Linked DNA regions of Homo sapiens: regions 1, 3, 4, 5, 6 and 7 are each linked to region 2. A link is a contact called in ENCODE Hi-C or POLR2A ChIA-PET data. All regions are on one chromosome and are shown on one strand. The core of a region is the stretch at or near the end of the contact, and the rest is flanking DNA. Distances in the headings are between cores, read along the strand shown. Region 1 overlaps LOC107984238 (a long non-coding RNA gene). Region 2 has its middle 71 kb from the start of ADO. Region 3 has its middle 76 kb from the start of LINC02621. Region 4 overlaps ARID5B (AT-rich interaction domain 5B). Region 5 overlaps ARID5B (AT-rich interaction domain 5B). Region 6 overlaps ARID5B (AT-rich interaction domain 5B). Region 7 holds the start of ARID5B (AT-rich interaction domain 5B).

Region 1 (4,062 bases), core at 499-2,998, 950 kb after region 2:
AGTATTCCATGGTGTATATGTACCACATTTTCTTTATCTAGTCTATCATTGGTAGGAATTTCTTGAGTGATGGAAATATTGTATATCTCCAGTGGAATGGAGGGTATATGAGTATGTGCATTTGTCTCATCAACCTATACACAGAAAATGGTGCATATTGTATAAAAATTATACCTCAATCAAGTTGATTTAAAAAGAAAAATATCCATGTGTTTATTATGATTTGTGCACTAAAATTATTTCTCAAGATATCTCTTTCATAGAGGTTCCAAATTGGCCTCAACATAGTGCCAGGCAGAAAACTAGGTAACATTTTACAGTTTAACGAAAAGTAGGCCACTGATGCTGGGAGGAGCTGCTCTAACAATCTAACAAATGAGGCGATTCCCAGTCAGGCACTGGTTAAGGGTGATGGCTGGATTTAGGATGTCTGGATTTGCATCTAGCTCACCATCTGCCGGCTGAGTGACCTTGAGAAAGTTACTTAATTTCTCTAAGCATCCATTTTCTCATGTAAAAAATAGGGATAACAATGGTCTCAATGTTCCTGTGTGTACAAAGATTAAACTAGACAGCCTATGTGAAGAGCTCAGGGTATATAAAATTCTTCATCTATATGAGCTATTATTTCTGATTTCATCTCTCACAAGAACACGGAGATACAGAGGAGAAAGAACACAGGAAGGAGAAGTGTATGCAGCTTTATGCATCTGTTTATTCCTTGGTTTCCATTTTTCCTTCATGCTGAATGGAAGGCTCTTGTGAAAGGAATGTTGTCTTCCATTCCCAGAAGAATGGAAACTGGGGACGCTGTACTGAACCCGAGAGACTAGACTAAGGGAAGTGCAGGGCTGAGCTGTACTGCATTCCCAACTTGTCCTAATGATTTTGAGAAGCAGAAGAATTTAATGGCAGGCAGCTGATTTGCATCCATTTACCTGTCTTCACTGTGGCAGGTAATTCTGGGCCACGTCAGGCACAGGTAAATATAAAGCCCCACGGAAATATTATCTCATGCTCACATTTAAAATCACAAATCAAAAAATAAAATAAAATCACAAATCAAGGATCTGTGAATCATCTTGCAATCTGGTTACTTCACATTCTAGCATTATATTTAATGTCAAACTATCCAATATTTAAGATCCTTTATCACAATCAGTAGAGAATGGTGTGTGTTTGAGGGTAGTGTTGCTGCTGCTAAGTTAAAGAATGTGTCTGAGGAATGGAACTTTCCCTCCATTTGTCCTATCTGCTTCTTACTCAAGTATTTACAAATTTGGTTTAGATTTCTGAAGTCAAGTAAATAAATGAATTTTATAAAGTTTTTCTGTGAAAAAAAAAGAATAACAAGTGAAAACATTCTGGAAGACTCACTTATTCAGAAATACTTTATCAGTAGCTCAGCGGTGTGTGTGTGTGTGTGTGTGTGTGTGTGTGTTTATTGGACATTTTTATGGAGTTATTTGGCAGAGTTTGAAAACTCTGAGATATGAAAACTATCTGATCATTTTCTTTGCTTTGACAAATTCTGCCTGAGTCCCCTGTTCTTGAAGTCTTCAAATGAATGCATAATTATCTATAAGCTATTGCACACATTGGTTTGCAAAGGAGAAAAGGCAGGGAGTCAACTTTGCTTAAATGGAATGAATGTTCGTGATTGAATCCTTGTTGGTGTGTGTGCTTCCTGAATCCCTTAGAAGGCTGTGTTCCTAAGACAACATGGAAAATCAGAGGGGATGTTGCAACACATCACCCAAGGGAATGGAAATGTAAGTCTGAGTATAAAATTGAAGACGTCCATCTGTAGGAACAGTGAGTAACTCAGTGAGTGCCCTAAACCAAATGAAACCCAGGTCTTCCTTGGCGTACAGTCATCTGATCTCTATCTCTCTGGCTAAGTGATAATGTGAAGGAGGAGGCCTGAGCTAGCCCAGATTAATCAAGCATGAGAAACTGATTAATATTTTCTTATTTGTCACTTACTTCAGAATAGATTTTTCACATAAAAATATCTGGTTGGATAACTGTTTCAAGTAATATGTGTAAATTTAGTTTTTCTTGCTTGGGGTGTGATTGCTGAGACCTCTAAGAAATGTGAATGTTGGCCGGGAGTGGTGGTTTCACGCCTGTAATCCCAGCACTGTGGGAGGCTAAGGCAGGCAGATCATTTGAGGTTAGGAGTTCAAGACCAGCCTGGCCAACATGGTGAAACCCTGTCTCTACTAAAAATACAAAGAAATGAGCTGAGCATGGTGGTGCGTGCCTGTAATCCCAGCTACTGGGGAGGCTGAGGTATGAGAATCACTTGAACTCAGGAGGCAGAGGTTGCAGTTAGCTGAGATTGCGCCACTACACTCCAGCCTGGGTGACAGAGTGAGACCTTGTCTCCAAAAAAAAAAAAAAAAAAAAGGAAATGCAAATGTTGTTAGTAGAGAAAAACCTAAATTAAATAAGAATTGAATATATAGGGAAACCGTTTAGTCAACTATGAAAAAAACGCTAGCTCCTGGCTTTGGACCTGTAACAAAAAAACTTTAACCCACAATCAGGAGATTCTGCAGATAATTTTAGTTCTGCTACTAACGTTTATGAATAAATTGTGTCAACTCTCTGAACAGTTTCCTTTTCTTGAAAATAAGAAGGAGAGTGTTGGACTTTGTGGTCTCAAACTCTATGATTCTGCCCTGTCTAAACATAGATGAAGTTTTCAAGATCTCTATCTATGGGGAGGCAGGATGATGCCTTCATAACTTTACTGTGGTTTCTCAATCTTTTCATTAACTAATTATGTCATATTTAAGCTCTACAAAAGATGTAAGCAATTAAACTGTAGTTATATGGTTATATAAACTGTCAGGTAAAGATACACGGATATAATTTCAATTCTTCCTGCACTCCCACTTCAGCTACACATAGAGGAATCTTTAATTAAAGGCATAAACCTAAGGCAACAAGAAGACTGTGGTTGCCTCCCCAACCGAACAGTAGGAACCTACCTAGAAATCACACAAAACAGACGCTTGATTTTTCGTGTAACACCTAGGCTTAGTTTGTGTTTTGTTGCACATGCCAATGGGAATCCACAGCAGCAGCATTTTAGAAGCTGGAAAGCCGATGCAGTAGTGGGTACTGACTCAGTAAACCTGAGAATGCCAAATCCTAAACTGACGCTGTGAAGATGAGAACCAACTGGATTTATGCCACACAACCCTGAAAAGCCTCAAAATAGGTGGCGTCAGGGCTGCAGGAGTAGAAGGGAAGTGAGGCTAAAAGAGGACTAAGTCCCGGCCTGGTGGCTCATACCTGTAATCCTAACACTTTGGGAGGCCGAGGCAGGCGGACTACCTGAGTTCAGGAGTTCGAGACCAGCCTGGGCAACACGGTGAAACCCCATCTCTACTAAAATACAAAAAATTAGCTGGGCGTGGTGGCAGGTCCCTGTAGTCCCAGCTACTTGGGAGGCTGAGGCAGGAGAATTGCTTGAACCCAGGAGGCGGAGGTTGCAGTGAGCCAAGATCATGCCACTGCATTCTAGCCTGGGTGACAGAGCAAGACTCCGTCTCCAAAAAAAAAAAGAGGACTAGCAGTAGTGGCTCAGTGGCTCACACCTGTAACCCCAGCACTTTGGGAGGCTGAGGCTAGCAGAATACTTGAACCCAGGAATTTGAGATCAGTCTGGGCAACAAAGTGAAACCCTGTCTCTACTAAATAAATAAATAAATAAATAAATAAATAAATAAATAAAGCCAAGCATGGTGGCATGCACCCATAGTCCCTGCTACTCGTGAAGCTGAGCTGGGAAGATTGCTTGAGCCCAGGAGGTCCAGGCTGCAGTGAGCCGTGTTCGTGCTACTGCACTCTATAGCCTGGGTGACAGAGTGAGACCCTATCTCAAATAAGTAAATAAGTAAAATAAATAAAGAGGATTGGTTGAGAGCTAAAGTGGATTGGTAAGAAGCATGCAGATCCCTAGGCTCCCCTGGCACTGCATACCCTAGGAGAGAACCTCATTACCACCACAACTGAAGGCTGCATGCTGGTTTTTTGCAGATGGTAAAC
Region 2 (4,029 bases), core at 833-3,332:
CTTGTCCATCTTTTCATTGATAGGCATTTAAATGATTTCCAGTTTTTGCCTTTACAAACAATGATGCAATGAACATATGTTCACCTGTCACTTTGTATACATGTGCAAGAGACTTTTAGCTTACATACCTAGAAGTAGAATGACTAAATCTTAGGATATATACATCTTCAACTTTGACAGATATTGCCAATGCACTCTCCAGCATAGACTCACCAACTTACACTCCCACCAGCAATGTATAAGAATATTTGTTTCCCTGCATCCTTGACAAACTTGGTTTTATCAGATATTATCATTTTTGCCAGCCTCAGGGGTTTGAAATCATATCACACTATGGTTTTGATTTGGATTTCACTTGATATTAATGAGACTGAGTTGTTTCTTTCTTTTTTCCATGACTGTCCAGTTCATATTAGTTGTCCATTTTTATTGGATTATCTTTTCCTATTAATTTGTAGGAATTTAAAACATACATCTGTATCAAGAATTTTTGCTATCTGTAGGCATTATAAGTATCTTCTTTCAGTCTGCAGCTTATATTTTAACTCTCTATTGTGTCTTTGTTGGCACACAAGTATAATATTTCAATATAAGTCTCTTCCTTTGGATGTATGCCTTTTGAGACATAGCTCTGATGTTTTAAAGTGCCCTATGTTTGCAACTCAAAGTTTTAAACTTTCCCTTTCATACTGAGGTCTTAATTCCATCTGTAATTTACCTGGGTATAGAGTATGACATAGGGATATTTCTTTTTTTCCATAGCTAATTATCCCAGCACTTGAGTAGTTCACTCTTTCTCTGCAGATTTGTGTTGCCATCTCTGTTATAAACCAAATTTCCATGTATTCATGGGTCTGTTTCTGGAACTTTTCCCTCTCAATTTGTCTCTCCCTATGCAAATACCAAACTCTTTAATTACTTTCAGAAGGCAGTTTTTACTGACACCTCACTATTTTCTGGGTGAGATGTGAATACCTCCAGGAAGGGTGATGCTCTAAATCAATGACAATGCCATGTGCATACTGTCCTTAGATTCCTTCCAATCTGTCAATCCACTGAGAGGAAATTTTGGTGGAGAAAATCCAAGGGAGATCCAGAGAACACAGGGCTCCAGGAAAGGGGAAAGGAGAGAGACTCAGAGAGAGGGTCTCTCAAGCAAGAAGCAAAACATAGCACCTCCAATTACTCAAACTTTTTCTAGGCTTTATCCTGAACATAGTTATATTTGCCCAGAAATAGCATATTTCAATATATAAATGTACCCCACAGCATTCTATAACACTTATCATAAAATCATAACCAGACCATAGCTAATATTTATTGGCACCTAGGCTAAACATTGATAGTAAATATGACTTTATTAAATCCCATAACGTGGGTAATTTCCCTGAAATATAGATGAGAAAATTGAAGCTCAGAGAAGCAGAGTGATTTGCCCAAGGTCACACAGCTAGTTAGTGGCAAAACCCAATCTACCTTCCTTGCTACTATATTCCACTGCCTCCATGTTGTAGAATGTACCACATTAGAGTGGGATTACCTGCTTTTGAAGGGAGAGAGTGAATCTTGTTTTACCATTACGTTCTCAACCCAAGCACTGTGTTAGTCACACAACAGGCTCTCAATCAATACTTGTAGACAAGAATGAATAGATGCATGTTAGCTGTGGAGTCTGTGGTTTCTGAGTCATGAAAGGTCTACGTGGTTTATTTAGTTGTTTGGGGGAGAACAGTCTTCACCTTACTTCCTCTGAAAGCCACGCCAAGCCTCTTTTCTTCTTACCCTCAGATAATGAGCTGAGTTACAAATACACAGCAAAGTCTTTCCACCTACACAGATCCTAGGAGTGTACAAATTGATTTGGGGGTGGGAGAACCAGGCACACAAAGGTCAGTGCCAGCAGCACTTCCAGCTTGGACATTTGTTTTCATCTTCTAGAAATAATATTCCCATTTCCCAGATGTTTCAGTGTCATCAGCTTTGTTTCTCAGCAGAGGCAACTGCAACTATTCCTCCTCATGAGGCTGCGTGCTAAATCTGAAAAGCGTTTGCAGCTCAGCCCCACAAAGATTGCTGCTGCAGTGGGGATTCCCAGCCAGCACAGAGCCCTTTGCTGTCGAGTGGATTTCCCCGACATAAGAAGTGAGTGGACCACTGGTCCCTGGGGGATTGTCAGCACCATAACTTCTTTGAAAAAAAAAGTATTTTGGGGTGGTGGGGTTGGGAGACAAGGATCTGTAAAGGGAGGCTATAGTGCATTGGGAACTGGTTTGGAAGACATGGCTCTCTCTTCTGCAGAACAGAATGGATTCATCAATGATGGCTTCACAGCAGTTAGGCCTCCATCACCAACCACCTTGGGTTAACTACTTTACCACCTCTGAATTGAGCTCAGCCTCAGAGCTTCTCAGGGCCCATGTGGGCTCCATTCCAGCAATAAGCATTTGGAAAGCTTCGCATCTGAGAAAGTGCCTCCCGTGAGTTATCTGTGCTAGGAACTCACATCTGCTGTCATTGTCATTCACTTGGATTCTGACATTGATCCAGAATTTCCTAGAAAACACTGTGCTTTCTGACTACTGCTGTGATCTGTGGCTCCCAGATCAGCTTTTACCACCAGCCCTTACCACACGCCTTGCTGTGGCTTCTTGCCTTGTCTCCATAAGCATTGCTCTCTGGAGCTGGCACATGACTTGGCAGGAAACCCCTGGCCTAGAAAAGTCTCCTTACTTTCAACACTCCATTCACTCATTCAACAAACATTTCCTAACACCTGCTATGTTCAGGCACTCGTCTAGGCATTGGGATACAACAATAAACAGGCAAAGTCTGTGCTCTCAAAGTCTTGCACTCTAGTGAAGAGGATAGAAAATCTGCACATAGATAAAGAGCTATTGAACATAATATTCTGTAGTAATGAGCAGCACCATGAAGCAAAAATAAACTAAGATTAGAGAATTGAGATTGGCCTGGGGAGGGGGTAGCACTTCAGAGAGAGGGGTCAATGAAGAAGATAACATTGAAAAAACCTGAACAGATGAGAGAGATTACTGGGGGAACATACCTGGTAAAAGGGCCGAGGGGGAAACGTGCTTGGCAAGATTAAGGACAAAAGTAGGTCAAGGTGCCTAGAAAAGAGAGAGAGAGAGAGAGAGAGAGAGAGAGAAACAGAGAAGGTATGAAAGGAAACAAGTGTATCATGATGTGCTCCTAATCAGCCAATCCTCTTAGCTCATGAGACCTCAGCCTAGATCCCCAAACCATCACCTGCCATCTTACCCAAATTATAGACACAAGCATAAAGAGAAATGGAAAGTTTCATGCATTTACCCTTTGCTAATCGATCCAATGACAGTAAACTCCAAGGAAGGCAGTACTAGGAATTCCTGAAGCCTATATGGGGCCAATGAACACTTAGAAATTAGATATGACTATGGAGTAAAGCAGAAAAAGGTCCCTTGGTAGTCCTGGCAAATACGTGGTACATGCGTCACCTCTCCCCACCTCCAAACCCAAGCTCACAAGCCCAGTGCCAATCAACAATGTCATTCTCATTCATTGAAATGGGATTAGTCATCCTGACAGATTATTGACATTCTGGCTCCAGAGTTACCTATAATGGTCTAGTTTCTTGAGATCAGACAACTATTAAGTATCTTTTGGCAACCTTCTGTGACAGCTTTCAGCCACGTTATAAATGAAGTAGCAAAGGAAATATGTTTATTAAGCTTTAACCTGAACCCTTTACATAGACTATAGTGTTATGTTTCAGCAAAGCTCATCTTTGATGACAGTTTTAATCACACTCAGGCCCGCTCAGGCATACAGTGCCTTCGACAGTCACCTACTCACCTCACTGTGCTGTGTTTGACACGTCTGCCATTTCTGAGTGATTCTGGATGTCTCACACTTTTGCTTACCTGCTTCCCAATCAGTACTCCAATTTTGCCATTCTTCCTGCACATGACACCAGGCAGTCAAACCATATATGTACTTAATTCTGCCAAGGATTTCTGTAATACTCTTAAG
Region 3 (4,050 bases), core at 946-3,445, 550 kb before region 2:
ATTTTAAGAGGGGCTAGAGAAGGACTGATTGAGAAAGTTACATTTAAATTAAGACTTGAGGCCGGGCGTGGTGGCTCACGCCTGTAATCCCAGCACTTTGGGAGGCTGAGGAGGGCGGATCACGAGGTCAGGAGATCGAGACCATCCTGGCTAACACGGTGAAACCCCGTCTCTACTAAAAATACAAAAAATCAGCCGGGCACGGTGGTGGGCGCCTGTAATCCCAGCTACTTGGGAGGCTGAGGCAAAAGAATGGCGAGAACCTGGGAGGCGGAGCTTGCAGTGAGTGGGGATACCGCCACAGCAGTCTGGCCTGGGCGAAAGAGTGAGACTTCGTCTCAAAAAAAAAAAAAAAAAAAAAAAAAAAGACTTGAATGAAGTGATGATAGTTGGTGTAAGAGCATTCCAGGAAGAGGAAACAGCAAGTGCAAGGCCCTGAGGCAAGAGCATGCCAGGCATGTTCAGGACAGCGCAAAAGCCAGTATATGTGGAACAAAGAGAGTGAAGTTTCTCTAGAGTAGCAGGAGATTAAGTCATATAGGTAATGGGGTCAGCAGACTGTGGACAGTCTTTTACTTCAGCTTTTACTCTGAATTAACTGGGGAGCATTTGAATGTTTTTTGCGCATGGAAGGTATACGACCTGACTTGTGTTTTCACAGGATCCTTCTGTCTGCTATCCTGAGTATAGACAGTAGAAAGCTATGTAGTAGTAGGGAGACCAGTTAGAAGGCTATTGTAATAATTCAGGCAACAGATGCTAGTGGCTTGAGTTAGGGTGGAAGCAATGGAGATGGTGATAAGTGGTTGGATTCTGGAGATATTTTTAACATATACTCAATAAGATTTGCTGGTGAATTAGATAGATGGTGTTTTGGATAGAGAGGAACCAAAGATGACTTAAAGGTTTTGACCTGAGCAACTGGAAGGATCGAGTTGGTGTTTACTAGATGAATAAAACTGTGAGAAGGTCAGAATTGGAACAGAATAGCAGAAGATCTTTTTAAAGTTTGAAATGACTACTATGCTTCCAAGTGCAGCAATTTAATAGGAGCTGCAACACACAAGTTAAGTCCTCACTTAACGTCATCAGTAGGTACTTGGAAACTTCAGCTTTAAGGAAACACACAATGGAACCAAATTACTGCAGGCTAATTGATATAAACAAGAGCTAAGTTCCTATGGCATATTTCTGGTCACAAAAACATCACCAAACTTCTAAAGAGTAAAACACTTCTAATATTAAACACTGAAATAAATGCGAACTATATATACTTTTAAGAAAGATTAATAAAAACAAGATAATTATTACCCAATTATTCCAGATGAGGGTTGAGGGTGGCCAGAGTCCACCCCAGCAGCTCAGGGTGCAAAGCGGAAGCCACCCTGGCCAGGACGCCATACCCTAGCAGGGGGCACCTCACACACACACCCACACAGGCTGGGACAATGTAGACACACCAATTCACCTGACATGCACATCTTTGGGATGTGGGAGGAAACCAGAATACCCAGAGAAAACCCACACAGACATGGGGAGAACATGGGAACTCCACACAGACAGGGGCCCCGGGCAGAAATCAATTTTTTTCCAATCAACAGTATAATGAAATGACACTGAATGGAATGATGTTATTTGAGGACCAACTGTCATTGCGTGTATGTATACATGTACACATTTTTATTTTACTTTTTATTAAGTCTTTATTATGTTATTATTTATTTATTTCAATAGGTTTTTGGGGGACCACATGGTGTTTGGTTACATGAGTAAGTTCTTTAGTGGTGATTTCTGAGATTTTGGTGCACCCATCACCCACATGCACACATTTCTAAATGCATAAAAAATTTTTGGAAATATACATTAAAAATTATTAACAGTGGTTACCTCTGGGTAATAGGAATCTTTGGAAACTGGCACTGGAATGTTAGAGGAGGAAGTAATATATGTTTTTGTTTTTTGATACCTTTCTGTATCATGTATGTACGTATATATGTATTACTATGTTCTATGTTACTTTTATGATTAAAAATTACTTAAAATTCTTGTGGTTGGTGAAATGAACCAAGTCACTGCAAACAGAAGTCTTACTAGGAAAGTCCACATTGGATCAGGGGTTTATAAGGTCCTTTCAAGCTCTGACATTGATTTCTGCAACTGGGTGTTAACTGGTAAGTCTCCCCGTCATTTCCTCCATAGGCTTCTGTGAAATTTGGTGTGTGAACAGCCTCTCTAATTCATCTGCTTCATCTTGAAAACAGTACCAAGAGCTCTCGGTGCTTAAATACCTCACAGGAAATTTGAGGTTGGATGAGATAAGGTGTTCAAATACTTTGAGTTACCACAAACACAGGTGCTCATGTAGGCACAATATTATGAGTCCTGGAATATTAACAGACCTAGTAAAAAGAAGCTGTTTCTGCCTTTTGATCACATAGGCATTTTGATACTCATGAACTCCATTTAGTCTGCGGTGGAATGAGTGTTTCTCCACAAACAGTATTAATTTTAGCATTTTTGTTCATGCCTTCTGTCAAACAAGATTTCTTCAGCCTTTGATTTTTATCAAGATTCACTTTATTCTTCAAAGCATTTAATTCAAGGTTCACTCCATCAGTGGGTGGATTAGTTGAGTAACTGAAATACCAGTGTTGAATGCCATAGTAGTTATAATATTTCTCTTCACAGGAGATATATTTACCAAAGTCATGTACTAATGAACAATGAAGTGACTGTCCAAATAGCAGACACCTGGTAAACACTGAATGGAAAATAAACATGGACAGCTCTACAAAATGTTTACTCAATGACTCTTAAATATTCTTCTAAGGTCACTATTATGTGTCAGGTGCCGTACTGGGTGCTAGGAATACAGGAAGGAGACGCGTTGTCTTTTCCCTCATGAAGCTTACATTCTACTAGAGAAATGTCACATTGTATTTTAAATTTTTCACACTGGTTCTAATGAAGTATTTGAGAAGCTATGTGAAGAGGAATTTGGAAGTTGCTGGCAGTTTCTGGAGATTATGTAGTTGATTACTATTATTCTGAAAAACAAAAAAAATCACCTTTAGTCACCCACAGAGGTAAAGAGAAAACCAGAAAGTCACCACCAATCAGAATCACAAAAGGCAGTCAGTGGAAAAGATTGCAAGTTTCAGGAAAAATGAGTTGTCTTAATATGTAAAAAAGCCTTTCTTAGAACTGGAACTTACAAGAAATGGGCTGAAAATTCTAAAAGCAAACAACCTTAAAGAATAATGTCAAACAGAGGCTGGATATTCATGAATATGATTGGTTGGGAGCATGGCTTCCGCCTACAGAAAGAGGTTGAAGTAGATTACCTCTGAGGAGCCTTCCTAGTCTAATTGAATAAGTACTGCAGTTATGAAATTATATTTTCTCTAGAGAACCCTTTCTCAACAACCAAATAACCCAAGTCGCTAATATTCTATTTATATTTTATAATTTCTTAACCAAGATCTCAAATAAGAACTAAGTAAAGAAAAAAACAGGCCTTGTTAGTTACTGAAGAGTAAATAGAAGTATAGTTTTCACTAGACAGTCTTGCCTGAAGCTCAATTAGAAATCTTACCATTCACTGGTAAAACATCTGCCAAAGTTAACAGGTAAACCACTAATTGGTAAGCGGTCACTCCAGGGCCCCTGCCATCATCACCATCCCCAACTCCCAGGAAATCTTGCAAAAAATTTTCCCATTGTTCTGCCTCCCTTTTCTAACTAATTTGCCAGCCAAATTTCTGTTTTCAGTACTAACTTTAGATGACTCTCCTCTCATGACAGCTTGACTTGTCACTCCTTATTTCTATAATCTATCAAAAATAGGACCTCCACAGTTAAAAAAAAAAAAACCCTCATAATTTGTATGGCAGATCCTCCAAGTTGACTGGTACTCAGGCACCAAGTCAGTCCCAAACTAAGGAATATTGATTGCATCAGTTCTTCCAGCTTTGATTCAAAGATTGCTTTTGGCAGGCTGGGCACGGTGGCTCAGGCCTGTAATCCCAGTGCTTTGGGTGGCCGAAGTGG
Region 4 (3,874 bases), core at 508-3,007, 750 kb before region 2:
GAGTGATTATACCATGCATAATAAACTATTTGTAATTATACAGTGTTAAGCTGGCTGTGTGTGCTGAGAAGGAGAGCTGAAGGGAGCAGGGCAATTGCTGTAATCAACATTCGGGTGTGTTATGTCCCCAAAATGTGATCAGGGAAACACTAACTTGTTGAGGTGAGCCATGAATGACAAAAAAGTGGGGGAGGGTGAGGAAGCGGATGGGAGAGGATTTCATGGTAAAATAAAGTCAGAAAAAGCAGCATCTTCCCCCCTGTGCATTAAAATGTCCATTAGCATGTTAAAGGCTCCAAGCTGTTTGTGTAACTTTTTGTTAAACTCAGTGTTTCCCGTGCTGTGGTGCCCCTTTTCCACATAACCCTTGGTAACATACTCCCTTCTTTCTCAAGGAACTAGTGTTCCTTGGCATACTTTGGAAAACAGCTTGCAAAGCAATAATCAGACAAGTACCTACGGGGCGTTCACTGTGTGCTACATTAGCCTGACTACTTTGCATCTTTTAACTACTGTTAAAGACCCCCCAGGAAGTCACTGTTCTTAAGTCCATTTTACAGTTTGGGAACCCAAGGCTTAACAAAAGGAACCAAAGGAAGACTATAGAGATGGGGTTAGGGTGAAAAGAACCATGAAGACATCTGGGCACTAGTAAGAAGCAAGAGGAAGACATAGTGCTACCTGGTGAAAGCTGCCGTCAGGGTGGAGCTGTGGCCTTGGCCAGAGCTGCCAGGCCAAAGCAGAGATGGGGCAGAGAAGAAATATGACAACTTCTCACTCTTTCCCACATGCGATCTGTTAGGTGTCTCCCATTGGCTGAACAAGCAGAAGCCAGCCAGCCCATGAGGGAGCCCAATGATACAACATTCAGGGGTCACAGAGCAAGGAAGAAAGAATGGGTAATAGATCCGGGAGTAGGATGAGAACAGAGGGACAGTGAATAACCAGAAAAAGAACCAACATTAATTAAAAATCTATCATGTGCTTCGCTTGTTTCCAGGGTGTTAGGAATTCAGACATGCTACAGACCTAGCTCCTGCCCTTCAAAGAACCCATATTCTGGAAAGGAGAGTCCAGCTTGAACAAGTAAATGCAGCCAAGTGTTACAGAGTAACTGTATCTTAGAAATTAAGCTGATATTCGTGATCCAAAATAGCAGATTTCTGGCAGCAAGACTATATTCTCTAGATCAAGGGTCAGCAGAGCCAGATAGTAAATATTTTAGATTTGTGCACCATAAGGTCTCTGAGGCAAATGCACCACTCTATAATCACACAACTGTGCCGTCGTAGTGTAAAAGCAGCCAAAGACAATATGTAAATGAATGTGCATGACTATGTTGTAATAAAACTTTATTTACAAAAACAGGTGTTGGGCTGAATTTGGCCCATAGTTTGCCAACCCTTTCAAACAGAAATAACCTTAAAGAAATATCTGAGAGATACCCAGAAACAGGGATCTGTAGCACTGGTAACTCATGGTATGAAACCACAGAACTATCACTGGAATTAATATAGTAGTCACGAGCAATTTGTTTATTGTCTTTTATGAGAAAAGAGAGGTAGGTTTGGATGTTAGAGATTGGGGAAAAGGGGATATTTGCTGTGGAAATGATTTTCAGCAGATGGTAGGTACTTTGGGAAAGGTGGCTAAACTAGAGCCATCCTCCTCCTGTCTTACATCAGCTTACTCAGTACTAACCCTGTACAAAAAGGAAGTAAAACAGAGCACATCTGTATCATCAGCTTTCAATGATGTTCTTCCATGGTGCACTGTGACAGCACATTAGAAGGTGCCGGAGTTTTTATATGACTGCTTTGCCGTGAGATTAAATAGTGGTTTCAGTTTCCAGTAGGTTTCATAAGTATCTCTTTCAGCTGTTAAATTACTTTTAGTAATGTGCACACTAGAAAAAGAAAGAAAGAAATATCCATTCTGAACAACTGGGTGTCATGACAGAAAACAGAGCAGATGGTTTTGTGGACATGGCACCAAGTGAACCTGTAGCTGGTTACAGCAGAAGGATATGTTTAACCCAGAGGAGAGGGCTCTCACCAGGTCTTAACAGTTGAAGCTTTTAAGAGATTATTATTTTACTTTGAATTGATTTTTGTTATTCACCAGAAACCAAAGGTGGCAAGCGAGAATCTCTACTAAAATAACTATACTTGCTAACTTTGGGTCTTTGTTGGGGCTTTGGGGTATCAGAACAATGAAATAACAGGCACTGTGAGGCTTTTCCTCCTGTTCTGTTCTCCTCTCCTAGCTATATTTCAGAACATCTTATCTCAAGATAGTTGGCCAAAAGGAACCTGTACACAGAACAACCTCATTTTTCCCAAGTGCCTCTTCGGACCCAGGACACAATGATTTTAAAATTTCTTTTCAGGCAGACGCTCTAAAGAGAGCTATGCTGTTCAATAAGGTAGCCACTAGCCACCTGTGACAACTAAGCCCTTGCAATGTGTCTTGTCCACTTCAAGAGATGCTATAAATGTAAAATACACACTATATTTTGAGAGCTTACTATGAAAAAATAATGTAAATATGTCACTAGTAATCTTTTTTTTTCTTTTACTTTTTTTTTTTTTTTTTGAGTCTTGCACTGTCGCCCAGGCTGGAGTGCAATGGTGCAATCTCGGCTCACCGCAACCTCTGCCTCCTGGGTTTAAGTGATTCTCCTGCCTCAGCCTCCCAAGTAGCTGGGACTACAGGCATGTGCCACCATGCCTGGCTAATTTTTTGTATTTTTAGTAGAGACGGGGTTTCGCTGTATTAGCCAGGATGGTCTCGATCTCCTGATCTCAAGATCCGCCCACCTCAGCCTCCCAAAGTGCTGGGATTACAGGCGTGAGCCACCGTGTGCGGCCAGTAATCACTTCTATTGATCACATGTTAAAATAATATTTTGGATATACTGGGTTAGATAAAATAGCTTACTAAAGTTAATTTCACCTGTTTTCTGTTTACATTTTCAATGTGTTAATTACAAGTTGGCTCACATTGTGTTTCTATTGAATAATGCTGCTCTAAAAGATTTTTGAAAAAAATAATCCATGTATTCCTTTGCCCAGTTTTAAGTGGACATCTACATTTTTAATCATGTTTTGAATAAATTTTGTGTTAATAAGTAAAAAATGTTAAACATGATAGGAAATGAAATAAGATGGTGATTAACTATAATTAGAAGACATATTACATATGATTTGATAAAAATCTGAAGTTTAAATCTGTGTTTAATAAAGCACAACAGTTCTAAAATAAATTATCTAAAATTTTTATGCATAGGTTTATGCAGTTTATGTCAAAAAATCTGGTAGCCTTGCCGTGCATTCCAGCTACACTTTAATGGATCAGCATCGTTAACCTTTATTAGTTTGGCTTTTCTGAATTTAGAGCATCATAACACAGGCCAAAGTACTCTATTTCTAATGCTAAGCTTCCTCTTGAACAGAACTATGTGCAAAAAGGGAAAGATCAAAAGGCTATGGCTTGAGGTTCCTTGATAGATCAATAAGGAAGCATCTCCAAAACCAATACTTTGATTTGACTCTTTAGTGCTCATAATAGGACTAGGGATGGAGGATGGGTGAAGAAGGAGATGGGCTGTTCTGATTGCTGGCTCATTCTTGGGCAGATGCATTAGGGAGTGGAGTAGTATCTAAGTTGAAGATCTGCCCCATCCCTATGTAGGTTCCCTTTAAAAAGTCTTCTCGTACCCTCAAAGGAGAGATTCACCATTTTGAAGACCACTGATTTAAGATGAGTCACTGACAGAGGCAAGAGGCCTTTTCCCTTCTTTCCTTGTTGAGCTGCCCCAGAAGCCCTGCGGTAAGGTGAAGGAAAACAATGCAACCTATAAAAGTGCTCTTGA
Region 5 (4,011 bases), core at 1,463-3,962, 690 kb before region 2:
CCCTGGAGGATATTGCAGACAGCCAAATAGACCAGAGAGAAGGTGAGAGTTGGAAAGGTCTGGCATAGATTTCAATCTCTTTTCCTATTTCCAGAATTCTCCCCTTAGAGAGTCAATCCTCTGAAAAGCCAGACTGTCTCCTCACTCCTAGATTCAGCTCCCAGATTTTCCCCTTGTTTCTCAAGCAGTAGTGAAAAGCATCTATAATCCCTTTCTTCTTTGCCAGTGTGTTTGTGGACACCCCTATTATACAGACTTCTAGAACATTTTTATATTACGTTGGAATTCACTACATGATTTCAGAACAATATTTAAATAACGTGATCATTTACATTTCTCCCTTGCCTCAAGACACAGTGGGGGAACAAAGATAGAAATCTGCCTATCACTGCTGGTAAAGCTGACTTCAAAAAAGGCTTGCTTGTGTTTTAATGGCAAGAATGCATGGAGTCACATGCTTTCAAACCAATTAGCAATACAGATGAGCTAGGAAGTCCTGTTCCATTTATGGGTTGGGGGAAGGGTAGAAGTAAAATAATCTGTTTTTAAGTGTTTCTGAGAAATGAAGACCTCCAGGGCAGAGAGAGACGGCGGATCAGGAAATAGCTATGCAAATCACATGCCTAAGAAATTACTAAAACCTTGATCAGGAGCATTAATAATTACTCCAGCATTCACAAGTATGAAACAGAGTGAGTAAGACTGGGCATGTATTGGAATGGATTACAAAAGTGTTTACTTACATGGTTTGTTGAGCAGTCAATGAAGTCCATGGCTGTTTTGGACTTAAACTGCCCAAGCAATCCAGGTATAGCAAAGGCAGTAATACATTACTCTCATTGTTGACTCTTGGGGCTCTCAATGATTTTGACAAAGAGGCAAAGTGACGACCTCATATGAAGCCAGCTTCTTTTTTTTTTTTTTTAAATGTTCTTTCTAACACCACAACTGCTCACCCTTCCAGGAGGAAGAACAAGCACTTGGATTCTGTGAGAGCAGAGTTCATTGGAAATGCTAAATTGTAGTTTGTGGTTCAAGCAGTGTAGGGGTATGACTTGGGCAAAAGCACACTTGGAAACTCAAAGTCCAGGTCTTTATATCGCATGATATCCAGTGTGATGAGTGTAAAATTTCTCTAGGGCACATCCATCCATTAGTGATTGGGGTTGTCTGCTCTTGATGACATTTGAACATGAAAAGTGTTTAAATCTGGCTCTAGAATTTGGGTTCCAGACTCTGGGTTCATTTGCTCTTTTTTTTTTTTTTTTTTTTTAAGAGACAAGGTCTCACTCTGTCACCCAGGCTGGAGAGCAGTGGCACAGTCTAGGCTCACTGCAGCCTCAAACTGCTGAACTCAAATAATCATCTCACCTCAGCCTCCCAACTAGCTAGGACTACAGGCACATGCCACCACACCCAACTAATTTTCGTAGAAACAGGGGTCTCATTACATTGCCCAAGCTGGTCTCAAGTTCCCGGTCAAGCAATATTCCCACCTCCCAAAGTGCTGGGATTACAGTCATGAGCCACCACCAGGGCTTCATCTTTTTAATGCCTTTATCTGAGAAAAAATAATTACTCTGAAGAGGAAACTGTCAGAACAATTGCCAAATAATGAAACTTTTGCAGTATTGTGTTTCCATATCTATTGTTCAAAATTCATCATCAGAGTTAGAACGTCGCGCAGGATCAAGTTGTGCTTGTCAATGGCCCAGTGTGTTTATATCTCATACAATGCAATTGCTTCTCAGGCATTTCTGTTGGGTGTGGAAGACTGATTTTGGGAAAACAGAATGAAAATAAACTTGAATATTTCCTAAATTCGTATGTGATCAGTGTTTTGTGAATTTGTAGAAAGATTCAAACAATTGAATAGAAATTTAATACCAATGGTCACTATATGAAATATAACTGTGGATTTGAAATAAAAATTTCAGGGACTTATTTATGAATTTTTAAATATTGGCTTTAAGTTAAAGCCAAAATGAGGTCTGAGAGCTTCTAGTTTTCTTTTGTTCCCCCACATATTTGAAAACTGAAATTCTGTAAGAGATTATCTGTGAAATGCCTTTCTTTCATTACACCCATAAATTTTAGGAGTGGCTTTGATCAAGCCTTCTGCCATTCTTGGTTTCTAAGTCTTTTACTCATACGTTAATAACTTTAAAAACATTCGTTCTATTTTTGTTGTAATGAAAGAGGAAGTTTCCAAATAGTTAAAAGGGAAACATTGAAAATAGAACACAGTAAATGATAACTAAATTAGGGTAGGTTACTCCTCCCCCCCGAAAGAGCAATGCTCCATGCTGAAACTTGCCAGGGTATTTTTTTTTTTTTTTTTTAGACGAAGTCTTGCTCTGTTGCCTGCCCAGGCTGGAGTGCAGTGGTGCGATCTTGGCTCACCACAACCACCGCCTCCCGGGTTCAAGAGATTCTCCTGCCTCAGCCTCCCGAGTAGCTGGGACTACAGGTGCACACCACCATGCCTGGCTAATTTTTGTATTTTTGGTAGAGACAGGGTTTCACTATGTTAACCAGGCTGGTCTCGAACTCCTGACCACGTGATCCACCCGCCTCAGCCTCCCAAAGTGCCCAGCCAGTATTTTAAGATTATTGTCTGAAAAGAAAATGTGCCAGAGAATTGATATCCTCAGAGGAAAAGCATTACAGAAATGCAGGGTATTATCAGTAACGCATACTATACATAGAACAATGTTTGTCTTCCCTAATACTGTGATCAGTGGAGTTTTGTTTTCTGGCTCGTGTTTAAAAGACACACGCAACTTGCAAATCGAATGAGTTAACGCTCCGCCGACTTCTCTAGACATTGACCTCGGGGGTCAAACTCTTAGGAAAATTGTGCTGGTTTTCCATTCCCCTGATTCCAGTCCCTACCAACAAGTAAATCCTATCTCTGAGTGGAAGCTCACAAAGAATTTCTCGAGAGAATATGTAGCTGTGTTGGCAACAAGTCTCTCTGCAAAATGGGAAGGAAGAGTTGTTAACTGATGAGTCAATCCAGCTTTTATAGCAGTTTATCTATCTTCGTGGTATTTCCAAGAGCATAAATGCTATTAAAAAAAAGAGACGGTCATGACAGGAAGAACACAGTAGAAAAAAACAGGAACATTTAAGCCAAAAGCAATTTACTTTGCCAGTAACTGGTTACATTTCCCTTTGTTTTATTATTATTATTGCAAGAGTTGGGGTTGACATAAAAGTTTCCCACACCTGCACTGCCCTGCCATGTAACTTGTGTGAACCCGTAGTGAAATAAATATATAAACAAATTGTCTGCAACTCAGCTTCTAGACCCTTTAAGAAAAACAAACTTGTTTTGCTATATTGTTGAGAAAATAGACTATAATTCATTAATATTTGAAGGAGTTTAAAAAGAAAAAACAAACATGGGTTAGCTGTCAGAGTAGCCTGGAGCTCTGGAGGTAGCTTGATTCTCTGAGGATTAACACCTATAGAAATAGCAGTGACTTCACAAAGGTGAATAGTTGTTAATTTCTTGGCACTGAGTAAGAGGAACAGATGGGCAGTCAGAGGGGAAAGATTTTTTTTTTAAACCACAGAGATCTTTCACTGATTAGGCAGAAGAGTCAGTGGCCCACTGGTTAAGGAGGGTAATATGTAGGGCTCTCTGACTAAGTTTTATTGGCCTTAGTGGGAGTCTTGCCACCTACTGCTGGGTCAAGACTAAAGGGGACCCCACTCGCTGTCAATTCTGTCGGACAGTGTTTCCTGTCTGGGGTGGGCTGCAGCACCCTCGTGCTATGTAGTACTTGAGTGTTTTCATTTGCGGAGAGCTCCCTGGTGACTGCCAGCCCAAGTTAGTATGAATACTTCATTTTGAGGCAATGTGTGTGTGTCTGTGTGTGTGTGTGTGTGTGTGTGTCTGTGTGTGTGTCTGTTAGAGATAAGTTGCTTAAAGCAGGGGCTCTGGATAAAGTCCAGTTGCCTGTGTTGAAATCCTTCTGCTGCCAGTAACCATTTGTATGGTCT
Region 6 (4,003 bases), core at 1,327-3,826, 790 kb before region 2:
TGGAAGGGCCCGCCATGCACATGGGCTGACTGGTTTGTGACTTCTTGACTGGATGAGCTCCTCTTGACTTAGAGGATTTATGATTAAATGAGCTGTTTTTGGACAATGGTAGAAACTAAATCCAAATTACAGAAATAGGCAGTTTAAAACAATGACGAAAGGGGATAAGGACTTAGAACGTGGCTCAACACAGCTTACATAAATATTGATTAAGAGCTGGGTTAATTGAAAAGCCAAGGTACATTAATAGAATAACAAAGTGTATTTCTTTGTGTTCCTTTTGTGTTGTATTAGAGTAAATCAGCAATATTTATCCAGTGCTAATTCTCAGTTTGCAGAGAGCTAATGTAATCATGAGATGAGCTTATTGAAATTCTTTTCTTAGACATAGAGACTTGCCCAAGAATGGTGAGTATTAGGAACTTTAGTCAGCACTTGCTCAGAATAGTAAATGCGAACATGTGATTTATGCCATTGTGTGCACAAAGTAATGTTTCCTGAGACATTTTCTATATATATGTTGGCTACTTTTTGTTTTCTTGTGGTGGGAGGGGGGTGTTGGCTTGCTGTTTCCCCCTCCTCTCCTTATCAGATTTCCTTCTATGGCATTTGACAATGTTGCAGGGCCAGTTTCTCTGTGAATCCACAGTAAAACATACTGGTGGTTTCACAATTAAGCCAAACTTGGGTTTATGGCTTATGCATGTTTATGTGAATTCCTGCATTTGTTTTTATGTGTGTGTGTGTATTCATGAAAGATCTGTTTGAGAGAGGGAGAAAAAGGGAGGACAAAACCTATAGACTGAATCATAAAAGATGGGTTTATTCATTAATGACATCATAAGGATAGTATTTTCTCTTGGTTAATATACTATTTGTTTGGAGGGTGTTGTAAGCCATCCAGAGATAGTCATGCCATTTCTTGGAAAAGATCTGAAGCAACTAGTAATTGAAATGATAATCATTTGATCAGAGAGCTATTTGAAAATAACACTCATCTACAAACTTGTCTCTTCTGGGAAACTGTATTTAGTCAAAATGTTGCCAAATTCTCTCTTTACTAATGTTGAGACTGATACACCTAATTATTTTCCAGTACATTCTAAACTTGATTTCTGGTGTCACCTGTCCAGAAGCTGTTCCCATATGCTTTGAAACAATATCTAGCCTGACTTTATTCTGACATTTAATAATCACCATGAAATAGCTATAAAATGCATGACAACTACAGATCTTTTATTTCAAGAGGATGGTGTGGTGAATCTGAGGGAAATCATCCGTTGAAATGGTACTTTGTAATGGGCCCCATTGTTTATAAAGTACTCAAATTTTTTCTTGAGCGCACGATAGAAACACAGTTTCCACTTTGTCTCCCATTTAGTGGTAGTTCATATTTAATCATGATAAGGGAAAGGATTCCATTACTAAAGTTTTACTTTTCATTTTTGATAGAGTATTTGTTACTCTGCTGCTGCCTAATAGACTTTCTTCTCAGAAGCAGCTTGGAACTCAATGAGGAAAATTGAAATTTTAGATCCTACCTTAAAACATCAGAAAAAAAAAAAAACCCTCAACCCAGGGCTTCTTATTATGTGAAGCTTACCCTAATAACCTTTTTTTGTTCGAATTGGAGAAGTGTGTGTGTGTGTGTGTGTGTGTGTGTGTGTGTGTGTGTCGGTGGGGCAGGGGGAGGAGGAAAAAGTCATGTTTGGGGAGGAGGAAAAAGTCATGTTTAACAGCAAAATTAGCCAAAATCAGTTGTGAATTCCTTTTGTTTAATAGCTTTGAGACATCTTCCTGTTGTTGTTTGTCAAAAATATTTCTAAGATTTTGTAATCTTAGGGGTTTTCACAGCCAAGCTTTCTTCAGAAATGTGAAATAAAAGAAATGAAAGAAGTCAGTTCAAGTTGAAATGTCAGATGCTTAAATAACTTAACTTAAAACCCAGTGAGATGATCTTCTTGAGCCTTTTCCAAAGAATCTTTGGGTGAAGGGGCCTCCCTTTGTTCCATGTATGGATGTCTATTAAAGATCTTGCTGAATTAATTCTGAGTCAGAAAAGTTGGTTGTTTCCTAGAAGCAATTAGAGATGCTTAACATTCAAATTTATGATCCAGAGGAGAAACTTGCATTTCAACTACTTTTCTTAAATTCAAAGACTTTTTCCTCACTCACCCTCTCACCCTCTACCCCATCTGTATTAAAAGAAAAAATCAGTTCATTTCTCAGCTTACAAAGTTTTTGAGAAACATGAGAATGTGTAAGTTTCTTTCAGTGGGAAGCACATAACATTTATGAAGTATTTCTTTTGGGATTACATCACAGTTTTATTTAATTTTTAGGACAAAAGTTAAATTCAATATTTGTGTATAAGCCAAGGGAAAATGTACCATAAACATAGGAATTTGGGGGTGAGTCAGAGTTCCAAGAATCCTAGATTTACTTAGACCATTTATGTAGAGACAGGCTCACCATTAGTCATCTAGCTTTCACTTTTTACATTTGCAATTAATTACACCTAAAAACTAGCTTTCACCCAAGTGGTCAGCTAGGTAGAGTGTGAACTTGGGCAACCAACATTAAAAATGGCTTATTAGAATTACTGTCCTATTTTTGGATACTTTCTAATTGTATAACAAACATAAAAATTATTCCTTAACTAAACAACTAGCAGTGAAAAACCATTGAAATGAAGTGAGTTACTAAAGATTCTGTGTCACCAGAATGCACACAGTCTCCTTGCATTAGGTTAAACCACTCACATGGCATTTCAGATGGGCCTTGTGGAGAGTGGATCATTTCCCTCAAACCTATAAATAACGTTTTTTGTTCTTCCCCAACCACCTCTTGTAGGATGAAGTCATTGCTGTTTCCGAAAAGGTGATTGTGAAGCTTGAAGACCTGGTCAAGTGGGTACATTCTGATTTCTCCAAGTGGAGATGTGGCTTCCACGCTGGACCAGTGAAAACTGAGGCCTTGGGAAGGAATGGACAGAAGGAAGCTCTGCTGAAGTACAGGCAGTCAACCCTAAACAGTGGACTCAACTTCAAAGACGTTCTCAAGGAGAAGGCAGACCTGGGTAAATATGACTTGTAATTTTAAATCTAATGTGTGGGCGTATATAGTAACTTTTCGGTTGAAGATTTTTCTGGAAACACTATCATTTATATATAAATGTATTTCAAATTTCTTTAACCTCAAAGGGTCCTAAGAATATGGATGGAGAGATGACTGGATGGGTAAGGGATGAGTGTTACCTGTTGGATCAAAGGACCTTTTATGTATGGACCCTTGTGCTGGGGTGATACAGTGGTTCTAAACAATTTTCAGTGTGATGTCAAGGCATACAATTTAATTAGAGCACCTAAAATTGAATTAATGAAGAGTTTAAATACTTGCTATAAGTATGTAGTATGACATCTATTAACACCATGTCCCAATTTCATGTTTTACATTGAGTGGAAAACAAACTGAGGAAAAGGGATGAGTTCCTCAATGTGGAGCAAGAGAACAATGTCAAGCCAGGGGATCCACTGGTTGGCAACCAATGGCATAGGTTTGCTTGATCTTTTAGTGTTCAGTGGTACCATCAACTATATATATATATATATATATATATATATATATATATATATATTTTTTTTTTTTTTTTTTTTTTTTTTTTTTTTTTTTGCTTCCCTCTTCCACTGTAAGTTTAAAGGAGAACTTGGGCTTTGGAGTAGTTGTGCTGATTGGTGTTTACATACTAACTCTGCTGCTTCTTAGCTGTATGGCCTTAGGCAAATAATTTAACTTCTAAGCCTCAGTTTCCCCATCTAAAAAATAGGGGAACTTTACAGGGTTATTGTGAGATGTGAGATAGAAGGGGTAGAGCACATTGACTGGCATAAAGGAGGGGCTTCATAATTAGTTCTATTGCTTTTTCTTAACACTTTCTTCTCCAGTGACATTTTGTGTCCTTTCATTGCTTTTTTTTTTTCTTCTGTTTGTATTCCCGTGTCAT
Region 7 (3,930 bases), core at 1,043-3,542, 830 kb before region 2:
TTTTTAAAAAAGACATGTAAAATGCCCCTCAGTCAAGTCCATTCATATGTTAAAAATGAACAAAATGGGCGATTCTAATCAAACGTCTGCAGTATGCATTATAAAGTTAAAAAGAGAGAGAGAAAGCGCAGGAGAGCTATAATTTCTCTTTGTAACCCATGTTTATAAAATAGAAAGATCAGATGAAATTTCAAGAGATAATTAAAGAGTGATGTGCAAGTCATAATTTGGCTAATGTTAAAGATGGGAGACTGCGAATTGTAGTCCTCCATGGTGCAGAGTTGTGATATTACTTTAAATTATTAAAATAGTTTTCGACAGCTTTCAGAATACCGGCTCTTTGGCATGGGCTTTTATTATTTATTGTAATTAGAGGATCTGCCATTTTCTTTCGTTTATCTCTGTGTGTATAGAAACGAGATAGATTTTGCCTTTTATTACTTCCCCATATTCTGAATCAAAAATGTGGTTTAGATAATGTTAAGTGCCCTAATTCTTACTGCAGCGGACGCAGACGTTATGAAAAGGCATAAAAATACACACAGAGGGTCTTTCCACCTCAAGTCACTGAATATGAGGCATTTGTGCTCTGCCGGGTGTATTAACTTCAGCCATGTGAATATAATTTTCATTAAAGTAATCCTGTTTCAACTAGATGCTGTGACTAGAGGTGAAACGTTGCGAAAGCGTTAAAAATAGCTTACTAGTAATTTCAACATCCTGTAATTTTATCACAGATCAAGTTTCAACTGTCATACTATACAGACCTTATTCCCCATATAGTACATGTTTACTTTTTTAGCATGCCAGACCCACTTTGGAAAGATTGGTGCCAATATAATAAAAGCTGGAGGGGGGGTGTGCTGGAAGGAGTGGGAGGAGAGCGGGGAAGGGGGTGGGGGAACGTGGGGGAAGCGAGTACACCATTTTAAATCAACACTGCGAAAATGCAATCTAGCCTGGCGGAGGACCGGCAGCTGGGTCGGAGCTTGCGAGGGCTTTGCAGTCTCTGCCTGTTCCTTGTTCTGTCGCTCTTAAGTTTCTCTGTGTTTGCATAATAGCCGTGCATGCAAACCTCGCAATGCTCCAGGGCTCCAGAACAATAAATATACACATTTAAAGCCTTTATTGTCTTACGGTTCATGCCCCCGGTTTTCAACAGCTTAATTTCTGGTTGTATTTAACTAGTTTGCAAATGGATTTTTTCAGTTTCAAACTATTATTGAGGAAGCTCCCCTCCCTTTTTTGGCGGGGGAGGGGATGGGGGTGGGGTAGGAGTCGGTATATTATTCCTGTAGCGCTGGGTTATATAAACACATTATCATTTGAGAGCGCCCTTGGCGTCCATCAGCATTGTAAACACGTACTAGTGTATATACTTCAAAATTAAAGAATGCACACGCAGAACCGGGAGCCTGAATTCATATTCTGAGCAGACTCGCTTCTCGCATTTATTGATTTATCATGCATCGTTTATTGTTCCAGTCCCTAAATGCAGTCGCTGTCCGTTCAATATTGTTTGCGAAATCCTAAGATGTGTGTGCACTGCTCACTTGTCTCTTTTTTTTTTGCTGAGTATTTTTTTGCGAAGCGAACAAATGCATTAATATTTATATGTTTATATAATCGATAACCCACTTTTCCCTTCCATGTAAATAGGCATCAAAAGATAATTTAACAGATTAGTTCTCGAAAACATGGCAGTGAGGAAGCGTAATTTAACTATCAAACAAATCTACATGTCTAATAACAGCAAATCTGCTAAGAAGCATTAGAAAGAGGAGCAGCGCCCCGGAATCTCTGCAGGAAATGTTCTTTATATTAGACATATACAAGCAGGTCCTGTCAGATGCACAGTGGAGCTCGCTACCCCTCCTCTCCTCCAAAAATCTCATCAGACGATATCCCAGACAGGAGCGGTTAGAGAGAGAGGAATCACATCTCCACACAGTTTTAGGGTGCTTTTTATTTTTACAAATCTTCTTGTGTGTTTTTTGCCTTGATCCATCCTCTTCCCGCCGAGATCGTATGGCGCCTTTCTCTCGATTATGAATTTGATCAATCCATCTTTGGAAGAAAACCCACATAGTTTTTTCAGGAGCTGAAAATTGAGTCGTTATAGAAATATTAGGACATATTTTCAATCATTTCGGTGCCCGAAGGGAGGCAAGAGCTCAGTTTTATATTGAGACATTACGCCGGCTGAAGGCAGAGAATGCGTTTCCCTGCCAGGACCTGATGCAATCCATTCAAGCCAACAAGTTTGGAGAGAATGTTGAGTTCAATCAATTCAGAACGTCGAGATGGAGCCCAACTCACTCCAGGTATTTCGCTCTCCTCCGCTCCTCCGATCCCGGCACCCCCCGGCACCCCCCAACCCCCCAGCTCACCCACACCTCTGCACCCACCCACACCCCCCACAAACTTTTCACCAAACTTTTACCCTCTGCATCCCCCAAAATCATTTTTATTGTTTAAAAAAATCCCTGCACTGATCATACATACATAATGTAATTTTACCGCCTCAAATGGGGAGGTGGGTAGAAGTGGCGGTGGGGGGCCCTGAGTTTTTTTTTTTTTTTTTTTAGGGAAGCAGAAAATTTGTGGGTGCTATTATTTTTCCACCCAGCGTTATATCTGTTGGGTCGTCTGTATTAAGAGAGTGGATGTCTGTGTGTAAATGTGTCTGGGAATAGATGTTTGTGCTCTGATGGCTACATTATTTATTTGGTGTTTTTTTCCCCCCCTGCAGTGGGTCGGCTCACCGTGTGGCTTGCACGGACCTTACATTTTCTACAAGGCTTTTCAATTCCACCTTGAAGGCAAACCAAGAATTTTGTCCCTTGGCGACTTTTTCTTTGTAAGATGTACGCCAAAGGATCCGATTTGCATAGCGGAGCTCCAGCTGTTGTGGGAAGAGAGGACCAGCCGGCAACTTTTATCCAGCTCTAAACTTTATTTCCTCCCAGAAGACACTCCCCAGGGCAGAAATAGCGACCATGGCGAGGTGGTAAACCTGTCTGTCCCCCTCTTCTTTCTTTATTATTTTTCCCCCTAGTAATGCTTATTACAGGGCAAGCTTGAAAATACTGTATTCACTTCTGCAGGCAAGCAGGATCGACTCCTTTTTTAAAGGGGTAGCGCCACTAGCTGGGGCTCGAGTATTTTGCCATTGTCAGAGTTTGGCTGTCAGCTTTACAAAGAGGATCCAACTGCTGATTTTAGTCAAGATCAAATAACTTGTTCGAGAAGGGTTTTGTTCAAGGATGTGTGTGTGTGTGTGTGTGTGTGTGTGTATGTGTGTGTGTGTGTTCATTTGCTCTCCTGCTATTGCCTCTTGAACATCACATGCTTTTTATATTTTTTGCCTTTTGAAAATTTACCTTCGTGTCTGGCTCGGTCGTGTCTGGGTGGATTTCTTTCGGTGGGTTTCGATATTGTTCTTTTTTCAAAGTAAGTATTTGATATGTTTAAGAGGGCGGAAATTACGAAATGGAGGCAGAATGAGATCAAAAGCTATTGAGTTGGCAAAGACGTGTTGAATAAAGTGATAAATGACAGGTACTGGAATAATACATTCAAATAACTTGCAGATCTGCCCGGGCGGATTTCAAAGCGGTGGTGTAACAGGCACAAACACGTTAAGCATTAACAACTATCTCTCGCCCACTCCCCCTCCCCCCGGACAAGCCATTTGATGTTCTAGTTTGCAATTACTCCACGCAAAGTGGACGTCCTCCTGCGCGATCTTTGGGGGTGTGTGGGACGGGGGCGGGGGAGGGGAGGGCAGAGGGGTGTGTGCTCGCCCACTGGCCCTGCGGGTCCAGCGTTCTCCGTGCCCAGACGGCGCTCCCGGGGAGGGCGGGGAGGGGACAGAGCCTCCCCGGCACGTTTCTGGGCGGCCGCGGGGGCGCTCGCCGCGCTCCCGGG

Evidence for each region. A loop is a pair of places that touch in the nucleus more often than their neighbours do. ChIA-PET counts read pairs that join two places held with the same protein, here RNA polymerase II (POLR2A). Pooled maps may share reads with other maps.
Region 1: POLR2A ChIA-PET joins it to region 2 with 13 read pairs in activated CD4-positive, alpha-beta T cell. The contact joins two enhancer-like sites. POLR2A ChIA-PET finds 5 or more read pairs at or near these places in 2 of 52 experiments (activated CD4-positive, alpha-beta T cell and activated T-cell).
Region 3: a loop to region 2 is called in a map of naive thymus-derived CD4-positive, alpha-beta T cell, with 6 times the contacts of the local background. The contact joins two enhancer-like sites. A Hi-C loop is called at or near these places in 1 of 168 maps with a recorded cell type or tissue (naive thymus-derived CD4-positive, alpha-beta T cell) and 9 of 50 pooled maps. POLR2A ChIA-PET finds 5 or more read pairs at or near these places in 1 of 52 experiments (activated CD4-positive, alpha-beta T cell).
Region 4: a loop to region 2 is called in a map of naive thymus-derived CD4-positive, alpha-beta T cell, with 6 times the contacts of the local background. The contact joins two enhancer-like sites. A Hi-C loop is called at or near these places in 1 of 168 maps with a recorded cell type or tissue (naive thymus-derived CD4-positive, alpha-beta T cell) and 8 of 50 pooled maps. POLR2A ChIA-PET finds 5 or more read pairs at or near these places in 1 of 52 experiments (activated naive CD4-positive, alpha-beta T cell).
Region 5: a loop to region 2 is called in a pooled map, with 6 times the contacts of the local background. The contact joins two enhancer-like sites. A Hi-C loop is called at or near these places in 1 of 37 single-sample maps with no recorded cell type and 10 of 50 pooled maps. POLR2A ChIA-PET finds 5 or more read pairs at or near these places in 1 of 52 experiments (activated naive CD4-positive, alpha-beta T cell).
Region 6: a loop to region 2 is called in a pooled map, with 6 times the contacts of the local background. The contact joins two enhancer-like sites. A Hi-C loop is called at or near these places in 5 of 50 pooled maps. POLR2A ChIA-PET finds 5 or more read pairs at or near these places in 2 of 52 experiments (HEK293 and activated CD4-positive, alpha-beta T cell).
Region 7: a loop to region 2 is called in a pooled map, with 13 times the contacts of the local background. The contact joins the promoter of ARID5B here to the enhancer-like site in region 2. A Hi-C loop is called at or near these places in 10 of 50 pooled maps. POLR2A ChIA-PET finds 5 or more read pairs at or near these places in 2 of 52 experiments (HEK293 and activated naive CD8-positive, alpha-beta T cell).

What each region holds. Positions count from the first base shown.
Region 1 is chr10:63,680,732-63,684,793 of GRCh38, forward strand. The region is part of intron 2 of LOC107984238 (a long non-coding RNA gene); the gene reads right to left. All of the region lies in intron 1 of LOC124902438 (a long non-coding RNA gene), which reads left to right. Among named protein-coding and RNA genes, the nearest start is that of REEP3, 160 kb to the left of the region's middle. RefSeq lists an enhancer at 3,914-4,062. Within about 2 kb of position 1,749, at least 4 of the 41 ENCODE cell types and tissues checked have a DNase peak (open chromatin) inside an H3K27ac peak, as active enhancers do.
Region 2 is chr10:62,731,454-62,735,482 of GRCh38, forward strand. No RefSeq gene overlaps it. Among named protein-coding and RNA genes, the nearest start is that of ADO, 71 kb to the right of the region's middle. Within about 2 kb of position 2,083, at least 6 of the 41 ENCODE cell types and tissues checked have a DNase peak (open chromatin) inside an H3K27ac peak, as active enhancers do.
Region 3 is chr10:62,181,341-62,185,390 of GRCh38, forward strand. It overlaps a transcript of RTKN2 not described here. Among named protein-coding and RNA genes, the nearest start is that of LINC02621, 76 kb to the right of the region's middle. Within about 2 kb of position 2,196, at least 5 of the 41 ENCODE cell types and tissues checked have a DNase peak (open chromatin) inside an H3K27ac peak, as active enhancers do.
Region 4 is chr10:61,986,359-61,990,232 of GRCh38, forward strand. All of the region lies in intron 3 of ARID5B (AT-rich interaction domain 5B), which reads left to right. Among named protein-coding and RNA genes, the nearest start is that of ARID5B, 87 kb to the left of the region's middle. RefSeq lists enhancers at 1-565, 565-704, 1,805-2,054. Within about 2 kb of position 1,758, at least 7 of the 41 ENCODE cell types and tissues checked have a DNase peak (open chromatin) inside an H3K27ac peak, as active enhancers do.
Region 5 is chr10:62,043,124-62,047,134 of GRCh38, forward strand. All of the region lies in intron 4 of ARID5B (AT-rich interaction domain 5B), which reads left to right. Among named protein-coding and RNA genes, the nearest start is that of ARID5B, 140 kb to the left of the region's middle. RefSeq lists enhancers at 3,306-3,355, 3,486-3,625. Within about 2 kb of position 2,713, at least 10 of the 41 ENCODE cell types and tissues checked have a DNase peak (open chromatin) inside an H3K27ac peak, as active enhancers do.
Region 6 is chr10:61,937,330-61,941,332 of GRCh38, forward strand. ARID5B (AT-rich interaction domain 5B) reads left to right here. Exons shown (of 10, transcript NM_032199.3): 3 at 2,854-3,079. Among named protein-coding and RNA genes, the nearest start is that of ARID5B, 38 kb to the left of the region's middle. RefSeq lists an enhancer at 2,800-2,929. Within about 2 kb of position 2,577, at least 9 of the 41 ENCODE cell types and tissues checked have a DNase peak (open chromatin) inside an H3K27ac peak, as active enhancers do.
Region 7 is chr10:61,899,407-61,903,336 of GRCh38, forward strand. It overlaps ARID5B (AT-rich interaction domain 5B), which reads left to right and starts at 2,293. Exons shown (of 10, transcript NM_032199.3): 1 at 2,293-2,324; 2 at 2,753-3,007. The coding sequence starts at 2,304. RefSeq lists silencers at 815-984, 3,725-3,930 and an enhancer at 1,983-2,485.